Linked DNA regions of Homo sapiens: region 2 is linked to region 1. Evidence: read pairs that join two places in POLR2A ChIA-PET (ENCODE). Cell type or tissue: GM12878. All regions are shown on one strand. Links, peaks and the distances in the headings refer to the core of each region. The heading gives the core; the rest is flanking DNA.

The links. ChIA-PET counts read pairs that join two places held together with the same protein. Peaks named below come from ENCODE experiments on the same cell type or tissue, not always from the same donor. Only the 100,000 strongest peaks of a DNase experiment are listed, where the experiment ranks them.
Region 2: POLR2A ChIA-PET joins it to region 1 with 12 read pairs; 2 of 35 experiments call an interaction of 5 or more read pairs at or near these places.

The regions. Positions count from the first base shown.
Region 1 is chr10:1,293,615-1,303,002 of GRCh38, forward strand. The region is part of intron 3 of ADARB2 (adenosine deaminase RNA specific B2 (inactive)); the gene reads right to left. Among named protein-coding and RNA genes, the nearest start is that of LINC00200, 140 kb to the left of the region's middle. RefSeq lists an enhancer at 1-879. In GM12878, for the core only: a CTCF peak has its summit at 7,750; no DNase peak of the experiment used is centred there.
Region 2 is chr10:1,354,050-1,363,437 of GRCh38, forward strand. ADARB2 (adenosine deaminase RNA specific B2 (inactive)) reads right to left here. Exons shown (of 10, transcript NM_018702.4): 3 at 8,979-9,388. It overlaps LOC105376342 (a long non-coding RNA gene), which reads left to right and starts at 5,560. Exons shown (of 2, transcript XR_930528.3): 1 at 5,560-6,281; 2 at 7,389-7,902. RefSeq lists an enhancer at 5,396-5,475. In GM12878, for the core only: no CTCF peak of the experiment used is centred there; no DNase peak of the experiment used is centred there; H3K27me3 peaks cover 120 bases.

The sequences.
Region 1 (9,388 bases), core at 950-8,949:
ACTAATTTATTTTTTGTTTATCCTCCACTACCTTTGACAAAGCTTCCTCTGGAGATGTGTATCTTCATTCCCCACTCCTTTCTATGTCATCTCTTTTTGTTTTGTTTTGCAACTGACAAGGGGAAATAAATCTGACACCAACCTCGGAAGATGGTAATGCATTCAAGGCTTTTCTTCCCTCTCAGATGTGATAAAAATCTTGCCTAAAACCATGTCCAACCTTTTCAGCAGAAAGTCCAGATGGCTTTGCAGCCTGTAAAACAGACTTTACTCACTGATGCCTCTCGGAGTGTCGGCAGGGCAATGTCTTTCTCGCAGCAGAAATGCAAAACAAAAGACAGCATCTGTGGCTTGCAGGGGGGCGGGGGCATGGGGGAGCTGTTGGTCATCTGGAAGTGCAAACAAAGAAAAAACTTAGAGCAAGCTCAGAAGAGAACTTCCCATGAATGGGAATTCCATCAGGTGGGCTGCAGGGTGAGGAGGAGATGGATGAAAATCAGCTGCAGTGGGTACGAGAATAGATCATTTGAGATGAGGAAGAATTCAACTTTTCCACCATTGAAGATGAGTGACTGCCGATAGAATCAGCTCTGTGGTGGCCACATCTCTCCATCGGGGTGTGCTTGCAGTTCTGTTGGAGAAATTCCATTTCTGATGCCAGCCATGTGCAGATGGCTGAGGCTCACATGAGCAGTGTGTGTGCAAGAACAGAGGCCCAGGAAGACTTGTGATGCCTGGGACCTGGCGGGGTGACGTGGCTCCTCACTTACCCATCTTCAGTGTGAGGATGAATTCCTCATTTCTGTCAGCCACAGCTGCACACTCTGAGTGTGTGCTGATGGGCCCTTGACTCACCTGATGGCGTTTCACCTTACAGCTGGGGAAACTGATTCTCGAAGAAGGCAGCAGCCCCTCGCGTTGTTTGACTGATAACCAAGCAGAGGGTTCCAGTGATGTCGACCCTAGGACTTCTCCGGCTCTGACATGACTGTCTCGCTTCCCCCATCCAGCGATGGTAACCGCTGGGTCACACTGCCTTGCCTTTCTGTTATCTTGCCCCCAACGTCAAAGCTTTGCTGAGCTCATTATTACACCTGTGATGGAATTCCAGTCAAGCCATCTCCTTCCCTGAGTTGAAAATTGCTTCTCCCCTGATGCCAGCCCTAATTAGCGCTACCCAATTCTGACAACCCATGTGCCCACAGCATGGAGTGGTGGCTCTCAGCCCTGCCTGCAAATTGTATTCTCCTGGGGAGATTTAAAAACTGTCCCCTGCCAAGGCCCCGACCTAGACCAATTGTGATAGGATGCCTGGGCTGGGGCCAGGATGTCTCTGTTTGTCAAAGCAGATTTCTGTGTGCAGCTGGAGTGCGGAGTCACTGGCAGCAGGTAAGCAGCTGGCTTCTGCGGGAACGGCCCACATCCTTTCCTGGTGAAACATGTTGAATATCTTCATTACGTGTGTTCCTCTCACTTCAGGTGTGGAAATGCCGGTGTTCCAGGAAGGCCAGGACAAGGCCTTTCTGTTTGAGGTCATGGCGTTATGTCTGGTGCAGAGCTCGACATATGACGTTTGTCGCTGTTGGTTGGCTGATTGATGGGGCCTGGGGAGTGTGAATGTGACATGGGATGTGGGAGAGAAACATCAGAGGAGCTAAAAGCCAAGAAATGACCTTCAAGGTGCTGCAAAATCTTGGGAAGAGTGTGAGAGTTCGGTGCAGGAAGATATGCTGGGGTTACAGGTATTTACATCCCAGGCATGTGTTGAAGTGGATTGCTGTGCACTTTTGACCTCTTTAAGTCATTTAGGTGATAATCAGATAGAACATAACAATTTCACCAGGAAATGTTGGGGACAACATCAGAGATGTCCGATGCAATTTAGGAGAAAGAGTACAACGGACAGGGAGGACAAGAGGACCCTGAGTGCCGCTCTCTCTGGTGGTGGGAGTCTGGGCTCTGAGCTGACGTGTGCGCCTCTGTTTCTTCAATGACCTCTCTTGATACGATTTTGGATCTGCCTCTAGAATCCTGACTTATTTAGAGATCAGAAATAGCAGAATGCATGAAGGGTCTCATTAAGAATTTTTGCTTTTTAGAATTACCTAAGTTTAAAATACAGAATAATGATAAATGGTTTTATTTTATTCTTTCAAAATATTTTTCAGAAAATAATCTCTAATATCATTGAATATGGGAGAAGTACAGCTTCTTTAAGACCCTGTTGATTCACAGACTGTAGTAGGAAAAGGTGGCCTATGTGTGGTGCAGCAGTAAGCTCTTGCTGTGTAATGACCATCCCCAAGCGCAACGGCTCAGTCAGCAAGCATTTGCTCCTCACTCAGGAGCCTGTGGTTGGACTGGGGTGGGGTGATATTGACTGGCCTGTGCAGCTTGGCTTCCAGCTGTGCTGTGGGGTCAGGCCCGCTCCATGTGCAACTCCCTTTGGATCAGCCCCTCTGGAGACCCCTTCCTGTCATGGTGCTGGCAGATGTGCCAGGGTCCAAGTCCACCTGCTCAAGTGAACTTCAAACCTCTGCTTATTGGGACCCTCCAGTCCCACTGGCCTAAGCAGGATCCACGTGTAAGACAAACATGAATGGGAGGGGAAAGTATGTTCCCTCCACAGAGGAGGGAGAGAAGGCGAATATTTACTGACCTGTAATCTAACCCATCTCAACAGCTTAGTGTGTGCAGACTGTAGAAAAATGTGAAGGCTCCAGGAAGTCTGTACTAAAGCTTTCATTCCCCACTGCTGGTCTCTCACAGTAGAGATGCTGCTTAACCCCATTATCGGAGGACAGGACTGAAATGGTTATTGGCTACTGATGATTCCATAACGTATTCTATGCTTTTCCAGACAACTGCCACATTGAGACACCTAACTGGCGGCAGAGAATTGAGGGACAGGCCTGGTGCATGGGAGTCTTCCTGTGGTGCTGTGGAGTACAGAAGGCCAAGTGCTCCATCACAAACGTTGGGGGAGGGCAGGGGGAAGGGGTCAGGATGGTTGTCTGCAGCTTTGCCTGGGACTCTCTGCATTTAGCATCTTTCTATCCACAACATATGTAATGACCCCAAAACTCCTGGGACACAATCAAGTGTGGAAAGGAGGAGGCCCTGCTGTCTGTGTTCTAAGCTCAACAACATAATTGGAAAATGGGAGAGTAGTTTTTAGCCACCCTCATTTCTACTGCAAAATTCCTTTTTCACTCATCCCTTTCTCCTTCCTTACTGCCAGAAAAAATACACTCCTTCTCTGCTCCCAGCCTGGCTCCTTGCTAAGATGCTCGGTGCTGTCCTGCCCGCTGCCTTCAGGGCAGTAACAGTCTGTCTTTTCTAACTCCCATCTCTCCAGTATTTTATTTGTGTAATCTTTCGTGTTTTCCTTTTCTTTTCCTCCTATACAAAATACCTATCTAAACACAAACAAAAATAAGTATCCTGGATTCAATAGTATCCTCCAAATTTAGGTCTACCCAGAACCTCAGAGCATAATGTTATTTGGAAATAGGGTGTTTGCAGATGTGATTAGTAAAGGATTTAGAAACGAAATTATCCTGGCCTTAGAGGAAGCCCTAAATCCAGGGACTGGTGTCTTTATCGCAGGGAGGAAGGGAGGTGTAGCCCCCGTCGGCCTTGGGTATGGAGGGAGGCGTAGCCCCCGTCAGCCGTGGTTATGGACCCGCAGGTGTTATGTTTCTTCACTGCAACTGAGCCCCATTAGCTCAAAGCTTGCCAGAGCCAAACTCAAGTTTTTACACATCCAGTTATTTTAAAAATAGCCCAAACAAGCAGATTTTTAGCCGTTGAAATGGTACCTGCTTGGCATTCCCTGTGAAACCTTACCATAGAGCTGTTCCCCACTGATAAGGTGGGGCCTTGTGGTTATAAGACCACTGGCCGTTCAGACCCCGAAGAGCCCTCTGACCCAGAGACCCCCGAGGGTGGCTGCGTGGCATCGCCTGGACAAGGAGCCCCCTCTGAACCCCTCTTCCCAGCAGCTCCCTTGCCCTCCTCTCCTCTTGGAACAGTCTTAGGCCATGACAGATGCCCCTGCATGCAAATCTGTCCAAGCGCCAGCCTCATACAGCCTGTGTGCGCTCCTGCCACCGGGGGGCACACCTTTTTCCTCGGTAAGCCCTGAAACTCCCCCAGTCTAGAGACGCGGGCACAGCCAGGACAGCAGCAGCCATGGAGGCAGGGGCTGGAGGGATGCAGCCGCAGCCCGGGGCAGAGGATCCCCAGCCATGGCTGGAGGCCAGGAGAGAGGGTGGGACAGATGCCCCTTAGAATCAGAAGGAACCAGCCCTGCCCACACCTGGAGGTCAGCTCTGGTTCCAGAGCTTTGAGAGAATAAACTTCTGTCATTTCAGCCACCTGGGTGTGCTCACTTGCTGTAGCGGCTGAGGAGCTCTCACAAACACAGCCTTGCTTTCCACTTCCCTCCCTCCTATTTGAGATAGCAAAAAATGGACCATTCTGTCATTTATTCATTTCAGAAACACACACATTGTCTCCATTGTGCCTCCCACATGCCAGGCAGCAAACGAAACGGACAGAGATCTGTCATTCCGGGAGACTAAAATGTAGGGAGTAGATGCTATTGAAAAAAATAACACAAGTTTATAAAGACAAAATGAAGTTTCTCACAATGGCTTTGTAAACACAGCTTGGGGAAAACAGCCGGCTATGTTTTTATGTTTTTTTGCCAAGGAAGGTTTTTTGGAGTGGCTGGACTTAAGGGTTTCCATGGAGTCTGCTCTGGGTGATCCCGGGGGCACATCCCAGGGCTGAGCAGATGTTGTCTATTGAAAGTGAGGTTTTCCCTTCACCTAATTTACAGCCTATATTTGAGATGCTATTGCGCTTAAAACCTAGGCAGGATGGTATGCACAAAATTCACCTTGAGGGAGCCCAGAGAAGACTTCATAGAGACAGGCAGTAGCCAAACTGAGGCAAGGAAGGGCCTCTTTTTTGGAAGAAACAGGACACACGTGGATGGAGAAGACACATACTGGGCTCAAGCAGGAGCTCCCCTCAAGGGCACGTGCCCCACTGCAGAGTGCAGTGCAATGCTGCCGACTATCCCATGTGCGACGGGAATTTTTTTTTTTTTTTTTTTTTTTTTTTTTTTTTTTTTTTTTTTTTTTTTTTTAGATTTGCCCAGGCTGGAGTGCAGTGGCACACTCTTGGCTCACTGCAGCCTCCACCTCTGGGGCTCAAGTGATCCTCTCACTTTAGCCTCCCGAGAAGCTAGGACCACTGACGTGCATCACCATGCCCGGTTAAGTTTTTATTTTTATTTTTTGTAGAGATGGGGTTTCACTATGGTGCCCAGGTTGGTCTTGAACTTCTGGGCTCAAGTGATCCACCTGCCTTGGCCTCCCAAACTGCTGGGATGACAGGTGTGAGCCACAGTGCCCAGCCACAATGCCATTTTTATTTGATGTTGGATAATGATTCTCCCTTATGATGATAGTGAAGCCAGCTGGAAGACACATGCTCTTAAATGTCTTGTGTGTTAAGAAGGAAAGCGTAAGTGACTAGGAGACCAGATCACAGGGACCCCAGCTAATCTGGGGAGTCACGAAGGGGCCCCAGATGGGGAAACCCACAAGCAGAGCCCGGAAGGCATCAGGAGCCTGCCTGCAAAAGCCAGGAAGTGCAGAACCAGTGTGCGTAGAGTGTGAGGGGCACCTGCCTCACTGGGGGACGTGGACGTGGCCACAGCCCCAGCCTGGACTGCCCCTCACATGTCAGCAGGGGTGTCCTTCCCCTGCCCCTGGTGAAGATCTAGCAGACTCCAGGCATTAGAAAATTCTAGAGTCACTTTAAGTCGCAAGCAGTGACTCCTTTGGTGATTTTAAGTGTGCAGCCCCGTATGTCATCCACTAGTTTGGACGGTATGCAAATGAGAACTCTGCCCTGGCTGATCGCCTGTGTGAGATTCTCAGCCCTGACCACAGGAGGATGAGGCTGTGTCCTGCAGACCTCATGGGGAAGCTGCCCTCCCATCCCACACTGGTGCACGGCTTGGTGCAGCAGCTTTCTGTAGGACGTGGAGCTAAGGACATTTCATCCATCAGACTAGGGACTCTTCTGCCCCTGGGCTTCGCCTCCTTCTGCTTCCTGACCTCCTGGGTTACGATGCAGCAGCAGCCTTTGGTTTGGGCTCCTGGGCAAAGAGAGGGTCCCACAGTCTGGTCCCCTGTGCTTCCGGAGGCCATGCGGACACCCTGGCCTCTTCCCTGCTCTGTGTCTCCAAGTGAATAAAGTGCAGTTGCTACTTGAATGTGGCTCATTGTCCTAACGGCCACTTCACGCCTGGCCATCAACCACATGCTGGAGTTACCTACCTCACCAGGGGGGCCCGGTGGAGGACCCTGGAGGCAGAGGTCCTTTTCCTTGGTTCCCCACCATCCTGGCCGTACCCACCACACTTGTCTCATCTCGCAGGGATGAGATTTTCCCACTCTGCCCTCCAGCTGTTTAAAGATCCTTCCCTGTTTTGGTGCTTTTGGGATTTTTAAAAATAAAAACTATCATAGTTGCCTCTTAAGTAGTCTCTCTGCTTCTCATCTGTCTTCCTTCCAAACCCTTTTAGCCTTGCTGGTGGCTTAAGTTTTCTCACATGCAGGTATAATGGCATCTACAGATGGATGCCCATTGAAGGCTGCCCTCGCAGCAGGGATGGTTCTTCCACATCCCCTCCTGTTCCTACAGTGACGGCTGCTCCCAGCCTCTCACACCACACCACACAGCCAGGCTGATGCCAGCTCCACGCCCCCCACACCACCTCTCCTTGGGGCACCCCCACGCCTCTCCTCCTGACATTGCTGGGCTCACACAGACACCTCCTCCTCCACTAATCAATTCCCCCCATGTGTGCTCCTATAACACTTAAAAATATCTTTCCTATGTTACTCATGACACGGTATAATTTGTTCATTCGTTCAATGAATATTTACTGAAGACCTGTTCAAAATGCTTCTTTAGCTGCCTCCCTGAGCATAGCAATTGTATCTTCCTCATTTTAAAATTCCTCGTGGGCTTCATAGATGCTCAGTAAATATTCACTGAAAAGGGATTTGGATTTAAAATCAAAACATACAGATGTGAATCTGCTGCCATGCACTGTCTGGCTGTGGGCAATCATTTACCCTGCTCTTGGAGGCTTGTTTTTCTCATCCATGAGATATTACAACCCCACTTGTTCTTTCACCTTGATGTGGTCACTATGCCAAAAGAGAGGACATGTAGGCCAAGGTGCTTAGAAGATAAAGCAATATGCAATGTAAGATGCTGCTGTGATTGTCAGGGTTGTGACATGCTTCTGGGATCAGTGATCAAGGAGCTGAATTGGCCCTGGTGTCCACTCTATTGCCGGACCGTGGTGTCATCTCCCACTTAAAAACCACTGGTTCTGAGAGGAATTGACCAAATACAGGGCACATAAGCACTGGTCAGAAAGCTCACTCCTCTTGGTAAAATACTGAGGAATTACGGAACGCTTTCTTGTCTCTTCAGTTATGGTACTGATGATAAAATCGTGGCACAGGGATTTAACAGGTCCACACGGTTATGGACTCTGTGCGTGCTAATTTTAAAGATAACAAGATAAAATGTTTACTTAATTCCGTTAAAAATAAAATACAGAAGTGACTTAACTGCTGAATGTTCATAGAGATGAGAAAAATTAAGTGGCCAAGCAAAAGTCATCAACTCTGGTTACCACCAACAGAGGGGGATAGCAGCCTTTGATATGGGGATAGGCTTGAACAGGTGAATTTTAGAACCTAAATAGATTATAAATGGAAGTGCTTACATACATTATTGAAAATGAAACCCATCAAAATATTGAATATCAATCAATGCCCAATATAAAACCGTTAAGAAAATCAACCTTAAACAGAAAACTTTCTTTTCTTGATGCTTCTCTCTTCTCTCTCTCTCTCTGTCCCTCCATTCCTCCCTCCTTCCCTCCCTCTTCAGGGTTCATTAATTTGGCTGATTAAATACTAGGGTGACTGCTTAGGATTTAGAGTAAAGACCAGGCATCCCTGAGAAATCATTATGGATTTCTTGTGGTTTATTTCCTGTCATTGAATTTTGTGCTAACACCTCTGGTATAATCCTGCCAAGTAGCTAATTTTTAACAAATAGACTATATTTTAAAGCAGTTTTAAGTTCAAAGCAAAACTGGGCAGAAGCTACAGAGATGTTCCCTGTACCTGCTGCCTCCACACATGCACCTGCTCCTCTATTATCAAAGTCCCCACAATTGGTGACCTTACAGTGACACATCACTACCACCTGGAGCCCACGGTTCACAGGAGGGCTCACTCTGGTGTTGTGCACTGCATGGGTTTGACAAATGTATAAAATGTATCTCCCATCTAGGGAGGAGCCAAGATGGCCGAATAGGAACAGCTCCAGTCTACAGCTCCCAGCCTGAGCGACGCAGAAGACGGGTGATTTCTGCATTTCCATCTGAGGTACCAGGTTCATCTCACTAGGGAGTGCCAGACAGTGGGTGCAGGTCAGTGGGTGCGCACACCGTGCGCGAGCCGAAGCAGGGCGAGGCATTGCCTCACTTGGGAAGCGCAAGGGGTCAGGGAGTTCCCTTTCCTAATCAAAGAAAGGGGTGACGGACGGCACCTGGAAAATCCGGTCACTCCCACCTGAATACTGCGCTTTTCCGACGGGCTTAAAAAACGGCGCACCACGAGATTATATCCCACACCTGGCTCGGAGGGTCCTACCCCACGGAGTCTCGCTGATTGCTAGCACAGCAGTCTGAGATCAAACTGCAAGGCGGCAGCGAGCCTGGGGGAGGGGCGCCCACCATTGGCCAGGCTTGCTTAGGTAAACAAAGCAGCCGGGAAGCTCGAACTGGGTGGAGCCCACCACAGCTCAAGGAGGCCTGCGTGCCTCTGTAGGCTCCACCTCTGGGGGCAGGGCACAGACAAACAAAAAGACAGCAGTAACCTCTGCAGACTTAAATGTCCCTGTCTGACAGCTTTGAAGAGAGCAGGGGTTCTCCCAGTATGCAGCTGGAGATCTGAGAACGGGCAGACTGCCTCCTCAAGTGGGTCCCTGACCCCTGACCCCTGAGCAGCCTAACTGGGAGGCACCCTCCAGCAGGGGCACACTGACACCTCACACTACAGGGTACTCCAACAGACCTGCAGCTGAGGGTCCTGTCTGTTAGAAGGAAAACTAACAAACAGAAAGGACATCCACACCAAAAACCCATCTGTACATCACCATCATCAAAGACCAAAAGTAGATAAAACCACAAAGATGGGGAAAAAACAGAACAGAAAAACTGGAAACTCTAAAAATCAGAGCGCCTCTCCTCCTCCAAAGGAACACAGCTCCTCAC
Region 2 (9,388 bases), core at 786-8,785, 60 kb after region 1:
TTCAGCTTAATCTCTCCCACTCTAGGTTTCCACGCCACCCCTAATCCTGCTTGAAGCAGCCCTGAGAAACATCGCCCATTATCTCTCCATACCACCCCCAAAAATTTTCGCCGCCCCAATACTTTACCACTATTTCGTTCTATTTTTCTTATTAATATAAGAAGACAGGAATGTCAGGCCTCTGAGCCCAAGCTAAGCCATCATATTCGCTGTGACCTGCAGGTACACATCCATCTGGCCGGTTTCTGCCTTAACTGATGACATTACTTTGTGAAATTCCTTCTCCTGGCTCATCCTGGCTCAAAAGCTCCCCTGCTGAGCACCTTGTGACCCCCACCCCTGCCCACCAGAGAACAGCCCCCCTTTTTCCTTTACCTACCCAAATCCTATAAAACGGCCCCACCCCCATCTCCCTTCGCTGATTCTCTTTTTGGACTCAGCCCACCTGCACCCAGGTGAAATAAACGGCCTTGTTGCTCACACAAAGCCTGTTTGGTGTCCCTTCACAGGTACGTGCATGAAAAGAGGAGCCTCAGGGGATGTGACAATGGGCGAAGGAGAGGGGGCTCAGGGGAGAGGGATCGGGGAGCAGGGCCCTCCTGGGCATCCTTGGGATGGGGAAGGTGGCACCCCATGTGCTCTCCCACATCCCCTCTCCTCTCTCGGATGCACCTCTTTCCTTTCTCTGGTTCATTTAAACGTTGGCTTTTCCCAGTTGCCATCTCCTTTAGCTGACCCTGTCCTTTTTGGTGTAATGATGAGTCCCAAAGGAAGGGGGCTCAGCCATCCTAATGGAGCCATTGTCTACCCCAGGGAGGCTGTAGGCTCTCTGCTTACAGAGCCACCTTCCCATGGGGAGCAAGACCCTCTAGCCTCTGAGCTCCATGGAGGTACCCAAGGCGGCACCAGCCCAGGAGGGCAGTGGAGCCCCTGCAGGCAGGTGACCCGATCCTCTCCAGCTTGCACCTCCCTGAGGGCTCCCACGAGGCTCCCATGTGTTCAGGAGTCTCCAACCACCAGGACATGATGCCCAGGTATGTGTCCCTCCCCTGGCTGCCCACCTCCTCCCACACAGTCGGGCTCTGCAGTCTTTCAATCAACTCTTCCCTGCCAGTCAGCCCACCGTGGTTTCTCCCTGTTTGGAACTAATAACAAACACTCTTGTCACTCTTGCTGTGCTAAATCATAGACCTCTATTTTAATGAACAGTGTTCTGTGTCCTCCATCAGCCTAAAGCCCTTGGGGGCTGGGAGGATGGAGCAGGCTGGAGTCTTGAGGATGAGCCCCAGCCCCACAGAAGCTGAGCTCTGCTGTCTGTAACTGTCCTCCCTGCTCCACCCCTCAGTGACTAGACTTTGGACGTGGGACTCAGGTCTCCGGAAACTCAACGTCCTTCTCTGTAAAACAGACCTCAAAAATTTTAAATGAGCGTTACTGTGCATGTAAAGCACGTAGAATAATGTGTGACCCAGATTAAGTGCCTGGGAAATATTAGCTGCTAATGGCACTGTTGTTATCATCAGTAATCATGGCTGTGGAATAGAGACAAGTGGTGAAGCTTGGCTCACAGGCCCTGCTTAACTAATGGACAGTCATATTAACCATATTTGAAAATTCCAAACATGGTATTGGGAACCTATAGGCTTAAATACTTATCAGTTACATATTACAATTTCACCTAACATGTTTTAGTAGGAAGTAGGGTGGCAGAAGCTATTATATAAATGTATATCGTACATTGCATACATTGTATAAACATACATTGTGATTGCATGTACATTGCATAATGTATGCTGTACATTGTATATATGTTGTGTAAACATATCACAATTGTATATACATTTTATACATATGTTATAGAAATATATAGCATACATTGTATATACATTGTATACATGTATAGTGTATAAATGTATATCATACATTGTATTTACATTGTATAAATGCATAAATGTATTGTTAAGCATCTACAAAGCCTCTAGTGCCTCATTAAGGAAGGATTTTCTGAAAGTTTTTTTTTCCATGTGTAATGACAATGAGTGACCTCTCGCTCTTTTTCTGGCCGTCAGCACCTCTTTCACAGACCCAGGACACGAAGAAAGCCAGAAGGTTTGGGGATGGCTGGATCTGCAGGACTGTTTTTCCTTCCCTAAAAGAGCACCTTGCCTTCCTGCATGGACCACAGGATGGTGTGTGTGGCCACAAAACCCAGAAGGTGAGGTGCTGAAAGAAAGCAAGCTGCTGGGATCATTCCTGCTTCAAAGCAGGTGATGTGGCCACAGGCGCATGGGAAGAATGGTCCCAGAGACACAGGCAGCCAGCTGGGGTGGAAGGGCGTCCTGGGGACCCACCCCCTGGAGGGCTTCACAGAGAACAGAACCGCCTGGGGTGAGCTGGTGGAAAACAACAGAACTTCACACAGCCCCAACGATCCATTACCAGGACCCAGAACCTCAGCTTCAACGAGGCTCTGCTTGTCCCCAGTGACTGAAGCCTCCCAGGGCACTTAGCTGACCTGGGGATGATGGAGGGGAGTTGGGGCTTTCATGCTGGCCTTCCAGGGAAGCCTTAGGGCTGGCCCAAGTCTGGAGGAAAAGCTGCATGTAGGAGTGACACCATCTTAAAGCCCATTCTTTGGAAGCCATCATGATGAAAAATGGCACACACTGTTCTTCAATCTCACCTCCCTCCAGCCTTCTCAAGCAAAGCAACAACAACACACTCATCACCACTTCTAAGACACGAGAACTAACTTCAAACAAGCCAATTGTGAAATCCTGATTTTTCTCCTTAAGTAAGTTATGGAATTATTGAAAACCATTAGGAAGGAAGGGCTGATTCCTACCTAACTGGTCTCTCTTCAGTCTTCTCCCTGAGTTACACACTGAGACCTTTGCCACGACAGAAATGACGTTCGTTTTAACCCCGGATTCCTGGGCTTTATGGTCAGGAGGGTTCTTCTAGGGCCCCCACTCACAGCAAGCCCTTTGTAATTTTACACGTAAGTGAAATCAACAGTGACTGTCTGCACAGGGGGTTAAAAGAGTTCCTGTCAGCAAAAGGGCAGAGACGTGAAACCGAACTCAGGACACTGCAAAGATGCTTGGCTCCTGGCCCACTTGTGATTATCCCTCCTCCATTCGATTTATTCACAAAGTGAGTGAGACTGAATGGCTGGTTTCTAGCCAGAGGGGACTTCAATATTTGAGTGAGGGAGACAGGAAAAGACCCAAAAATCGTTAGTGTCCCCACCCTAGGACACTGGCATATCCGTGACCTCTCTGAGTGCTCTGAGAAAAATGAGGGAGGTTGGTGGGCACAGTGGCAGACAGGTGGCTGCTGGAGTCTCCCTCTTCCCACGGGACCCTCCTGTCCCTGGCACCACAATCTCACCTCCTTTCTCACTTTTCAGTTGCAAGGAGGGATGCATGGTTTTTTTAGCAAATAAAATATAAGACATCTGGTTAAATTTGAATTTCAGATAAATAATTACAATTTTTAAATGTAAGCTTGTCACTGTATTTTATCTGGTAACCCCTTGCAAGGAGCCTGCAGACCCCAAGCAAATGTCTTCCCTTAATCTAGAAAACACCTTCACCCAGGATGGGAGCGACATGAGCCATCAGGCCTTTTATTTGCTTTTAATATACTTTGGTGTGGGCATAAGTATCTTAAATAATTGAACCTGTAATTGCACCATAAAAACAATGATGCTAATACAAATAACAGCCAACAAGCATGGAGCGCGTACTCTATTGTTGTAGACACACGAGCCCCAGAAAAACTCTGTGCAGAGGAGAAAACTGAGCCACAGACATGTTAGCAACTTGCTGAATTAAAGACCTTTTGGTAGGTCTCTGAAACGCTCACACAGGACAAGCAGGTTTTTCCTACGTTTGCACAAAGCTCTGCTGACTGTAAGTCTTTCTCTCTGGTGTAGATCTATATACACACATATGTGCATGTGCATCCTGCACAAATAGTGTGTGTGAGAGAGGAAGTAACAGAGAGAGAGACAGACAGAGAGAGAAGGAGAAAAAAATCACCCTGGACTTAGCTCTGGGCATCAAAGAAGTGGCTTCATCTTGACTTGCTGCCTCAACTGATTGAAGCAATCCCAATAATTGGTCATGATTTTTCTGCAAGGATTCAGCTGCGTATTTCTTGGTGTGGGGACAGAGGATGAACCCCTCAGGCTTTCCTCTCACTATGGTGTCTCTGGTGGGAACAGCTGGGGATGCAAAGCCATTATGATGTCGGATAGGAGAGAAACCTGCTGTGCCCTCAGCCCTTGAGGATTGCTTGGTGAGAATGCGGAGCCAGGTCCATCCCAGGAGGAAAAGGCCCAAACTCTAGGCAGCTTCTCCCAGGGACTTCACAGACACTTTTTATGTCTTGAATACCTGCATTCCCAGACCCAAACCCACAGTTCCCAGTTCAAACACCTGGTTCTAGTGCCTTTTCCGCTGCCCAGGGATGCCCCAGGTGCCACCGCTCCCAGTCTCTCCAAGTCTTTACGCAAATATAAAGAACTTCTCACTGGCAGGGAATAATTCTTACAAGGCTGTGTGGCAAATGGAAAGTTTTTTTTTTTCAGCAAAACAAAGATTCTTTTAACATTTGTAGAAAGTCATTCAAGGAACTGTTTCTGAAGGCACTACTTTGGAGTTTGGACTGAGTGTGGGAGAGTGCGGGGTGAGGGTGTGTGGACAACAGGGTGTCTTTGCCTGACATGAAAATTTAAAAAACAAAGAAATAAAGGGGGTACTTGAGGGTGAAAGATAAACTCACAAACAAGTCAATAAACTTCCTTTTCAGAGTTACTGAGCACACAGGTGACTTTTACTGATTTATTTATTTTTACTGGCATTATAGTTTACTTTATTCTCCTTTCTAAATAGTTTTCACAGAAAGAAAATGCTGAAAAGCATTCCTTTATGGTTGCGTTTTTGCTTAGGAATTCTTTTGATGCTAGGGGTGGGGAGCAAACTGAAGAGAGATGTAGGTTTTGTGATTTTATCATTTTTTATGATGATGCCTCCAGGTAGCACATATTTATATCCTGACACAGTCTTGTTCTTACTTCTGAGTACCCAGTTAACCTAGAGGAGTCTTGAGTGGACTGCAGATGAGGAGAGCATGAGGGGTTTGCAATGAGCCAGGCAGGTGCACCTGAGCAGGCACTGCCCCTATCAGCTGATACTCATGGAGAGGAGACTGGCCTGCAAACCCTCTGCCAGTACTGTAAACCCTACATGTTTAGGTCTGGTGTGAGTTCTAAGGAATCTGATAAATGCCTGCCTTTGTCACTCTGGCTGACTCGGATCCCATGAAGCTGATGGGTTAGATGAGTCTGATCCTGAGAAACACCCCCGGGTGCAGGAAATAGTGAAAATCAGATACGAAGAAGCCACACCTGTGATTTTAATCTTTATGAAAATATCATGCTTCTGAACTTCCTCTTTCAAAATTCGGATGACACACAAGTCTATCGTACGTCATCTTTACCACTGGAGGGTGGCTTCACGTGTTTATAAGGAAGCTGATATTGTGAATCCCAACCTCCACCACAACGCTCACCCTTACAGACACACTATTGCAGGTCTCCGAGGGCCTTTGGGAGGCCCTGCTTCCTGCGAGCTGTCCCGGCAGGACAGAGACTCTTCCCGCCGCGGCCCTGCCATTCCAGGCTGAGGCTGTGAGCAGCACCATGACAAGCTCCAGCCGCAGTGGCTCTCAACAGTGTGGGTCTCTGACCACCCGACGAGCTGGAAGTGCAGACCGCTGACCTCCCTTGAGAACCTACTGGGTTCTTGCAGTAGGCTCCTCAGCGGTGTCTAAACACGCCACTCAGATGATTCTATGCACCATCACATTGGAAACTTTTTTCATTGACTGTTACTTAATGAGAAGACTTCCCTCCGGGATGGTTCTGAAGCTTCCTTCATAGGAGCAAGCCTTTGGCGGAGAGCACTGAGCAGACGTGCAGCATCTTTGCTGGCTTCTACCGAAACACCATGGATCCAGACGTGGTTTTGTGGTCCTGCACGTGGAAGCCAGCCCTGCGTGGGGTGAGCCTGGGACTGTGGGCAGAGAACCTCAAGCACCGGGCCGGCACCCAAGTGCAGAGACTGCATCGTCCCAGCAGGAGGCGCTGCTTCCAGGCTCCCTGGACGGACTCCGGGAGGGCGGCCTTTCCCCCCAGCCCCAGAGGTGGGCCTGCCCTTTTCCGAGCGTGGGACACAGCCCAGGAAAACGCATGGCTTGTCCTCCAGACACAGGTGCTAACAGGGCCGTCAGACAAGGGCCAGGGACTCAGGCTTTTAGGAATTTCAGCTCCAGAGCCACCATGCAGTGGGACCAGGGGTCTGCGTGGACAGGAAGCAAGCTGTGTAGACGGGGGTCCATGAAGTAGAGACAGGGTTTTGGGGAAGGTTGGGGCAGGGCAAGGAGGAAAAGCCACATTTACAGCAATTTCTGAAGTCTTTTCATTTTTTCCCCCTGAATCACATCCATAATAGGATTTGAATTTAATAAACTGCTGAAGGTTCCTGGCCCTGAGTCCCAGTGTCCTCCCAGCCCCCGCCCAGCTGTGGGTGTGCATGGGGAGCGGTACGAGGGAGGGTAAAATGGGCCCCTTGGACGCCGCGTGCAGAGCAGAGATGAATGGCCCGAAACCCTCGCGCTGCTCTGCGCCCTTCGTCATCCAGTCGGGGTGGTTAGGGACTGTCAGAGAAAAATAATTTAGCGGCCATGGCTCTAACTGATGTGCTGCATTCTGGGGTCAAATGACTTTTACAAAGTAGTAGTGCTGCCTGGTTTCTCCATCGTGAGAGCTCAGGGCTGACAACATGAAAGAAAAAGGCACTGCAGCCAGAATTCACTGACATTCTTCACATTTCACATGAGTGGGACGCAGGAGGGGGGCTGGGGAGGGTGGAGGGATGTTTCCTGCTTAACAGATTCAACAGAAGAGTGGCAGGCTCAGCTGGGTGAGCAAGGTATCCCAGCGACGGGGGACACGCCCCAGACCATGGGTGGTGGGGCTTCTCAGAGGAGGTGGCAGGAGACCCGAGCCTGCCAAGGTTGCACCTAAGGTCACGGGCAGCATTAGGAGGGCTCTCTCCCAGTCTCCCCACCCCCCCATCCCCCCTCCCCCAGGCTGCAGGGGTGAAGTGGCTTCCAGGACGGTCACTGGCAAGTTTAAGCTACAGAGAGTGTAGAAACAGGGTGAAAAAGGAAGAGAGAAGGGAGTAAATAAGAAGGAGGTGTAAGAAAAGACCAAGCCAGGCCCCAGCGCCCTTGTGAGGAAGTGCCCAGGGACTTATGTGGAAGCCATCCTTGCTGTCTGCCACCTTGTTTTTACTTACATTGTGTTTTTATTTGAGGGCGAGTTTGGACGGCAAGACTGATGGAGATTGTGGTCTAAATGCCTCTAACCCACTCCTTAAAATGACCACCGGATGTTCCACAAGTACTTGAAAATGAATGAATGGCTTCCCGAGAGGCAGAAGGCAGGGGTGTGCCCTACCCCACGCCGGCCAAGAGTTCAACAAGCATTGGTTGACAAGTGAATAGTGAGCACTTGAACCCAGTCACAATTCAAGATGAGGGCTCTGCCATGACGCATGTGGTCTGTGTCACCCTGCAGTCTCCCTGAGCAGTGTCTGAGGTTCGAGTGGGACCCTACATTCGTGAAGAGATTTATCATCTCCCCAGGCAAAATAACAGATTCTGTCCTAGGTGTTGTGATGTAACAATGGTAGCGATCACAGCCATAACTTACAATTATTGCATACTTACGACGAGTCCCGCACTGGGCTAAGTGCTTTTTAACTATGTGAAATGTTTCTTTCCTTGATTGATGCCAAAATGAATAAAGATAATTTTCTGTATCTGCTACATTAGTGATGCCCACAGATAATTCTGAACATGATAAGAGAAAAGATAATTTGCATAAATCAGCCATTGCAAGACTTGGCAGGATAAGATTGTTTTAAAATGGTATCAGAATAGTTTCTGACAGATAGGAGGCAGGAAAATAGGGTCTGGAGGCAGGAACATAAGGCCGGTGCACACTGACTTCCTAGAGCTGAATCAAATGGAAATACTTCAGCGATGACAGGAAATGTCCTCTCCATTTACACAGGGCCTACGCCGAGTAACCAATGGAAATCTCTAGAGGGTATTTAAACCCCAGAAACTTCAGTAACGGGCTCTTGGGCCCCTGTGCTCAGGTGCTCCCACCCCGTGGAGTGTGCTTTCATTTCCCAGAAATATCTGCTTTTGTTGCTTCGTTCTTTCCTTGCTGTGTGGGTTTTGTCCAGTTCTTTGCTCAAGGCGCCAAGAACCTGGACACCTCCAACCGGTAACGCCCAGACAGTTGAGAACATGTCTGGAGTGAGTGAAGGTAATCGCAGGTTAGAAGGCGGACCCACAGCTGCGCAGGAAGGAACCGGAGGGGTCCTGCCGGGCAGAGTGAGGCCCAGCTCCCCACTCTCGCTCCGGCCTCCTCGGCCTCCCAGCGCGATTCTCCCTTGGACCAGGGACCCCGTCTGGATCCTGCCGGGCTGGCGGCCTCTCCGGCTGCTCCCAGGCACAGGGCGCCTCCCTGGTGGAAAACTTGACCCCAATTTTACCCGGCACGACCATCCGACCCTACGCGTGGAGACCCAGTCACGGACGAAACCTGGCACGGGGGACCCGTCCCTCCCCCTGCAGACAGAGGCGCCCTGGCCGCTCCCCACCCGGCCTCGCTGTCTCCTCCCGGGCAGCCGCATTGTCACCCTCAAAACCGCCGGCAGCACCTGTTCTCCCATCAATCACCTCACCAGGCCGGGAGACATTCTTTCCCCTCCCGCTCCACGCGGCCTCTCCTTCTCCGAGAAGCCTGGACGCCACTCCCAACAGGGAAAGGTCGGGGTCTCCCCCGCGCCCCCAGCGCCGCCCGTTCCCCCTGCACCCGCCGCGCCCCTCACCTGCGGCATTGGCGTCCTCCTGGCCCTGCCGGGCGCGTGGCCGGGCATCTGGATGTCGAACAGCTCCTGCAGTGCGGCCTGCGCGGCCTGACCCCGGGCCAGCTTCTTGCTGCGCCCCGAGCCCTCGAACGTCCTGCCGTCCACGCTCACGGCCATCACGAAGCTCCGCGCGCGCCGCTCGGCCGGTTCTGCCAGACACACGTAGCGCAGCCCGGCGCGCAGGCGGTTCAGCAGCACCACGGGGTTGCGCTCGCCCGGGGCCGCGGGGGTGGCGGGGGTCGGGCCCACCAGGTCCAGCGCGCGGCACAGCAGCCGCCGTCGCCCGTAGGCCGCGGACAGAAGCGCGGCGTCCCCGGGGCGGCCTCCCGCGAGTCCGGGGCGCGGCGCCGGGGGCTCGAACTCCTGGAAGA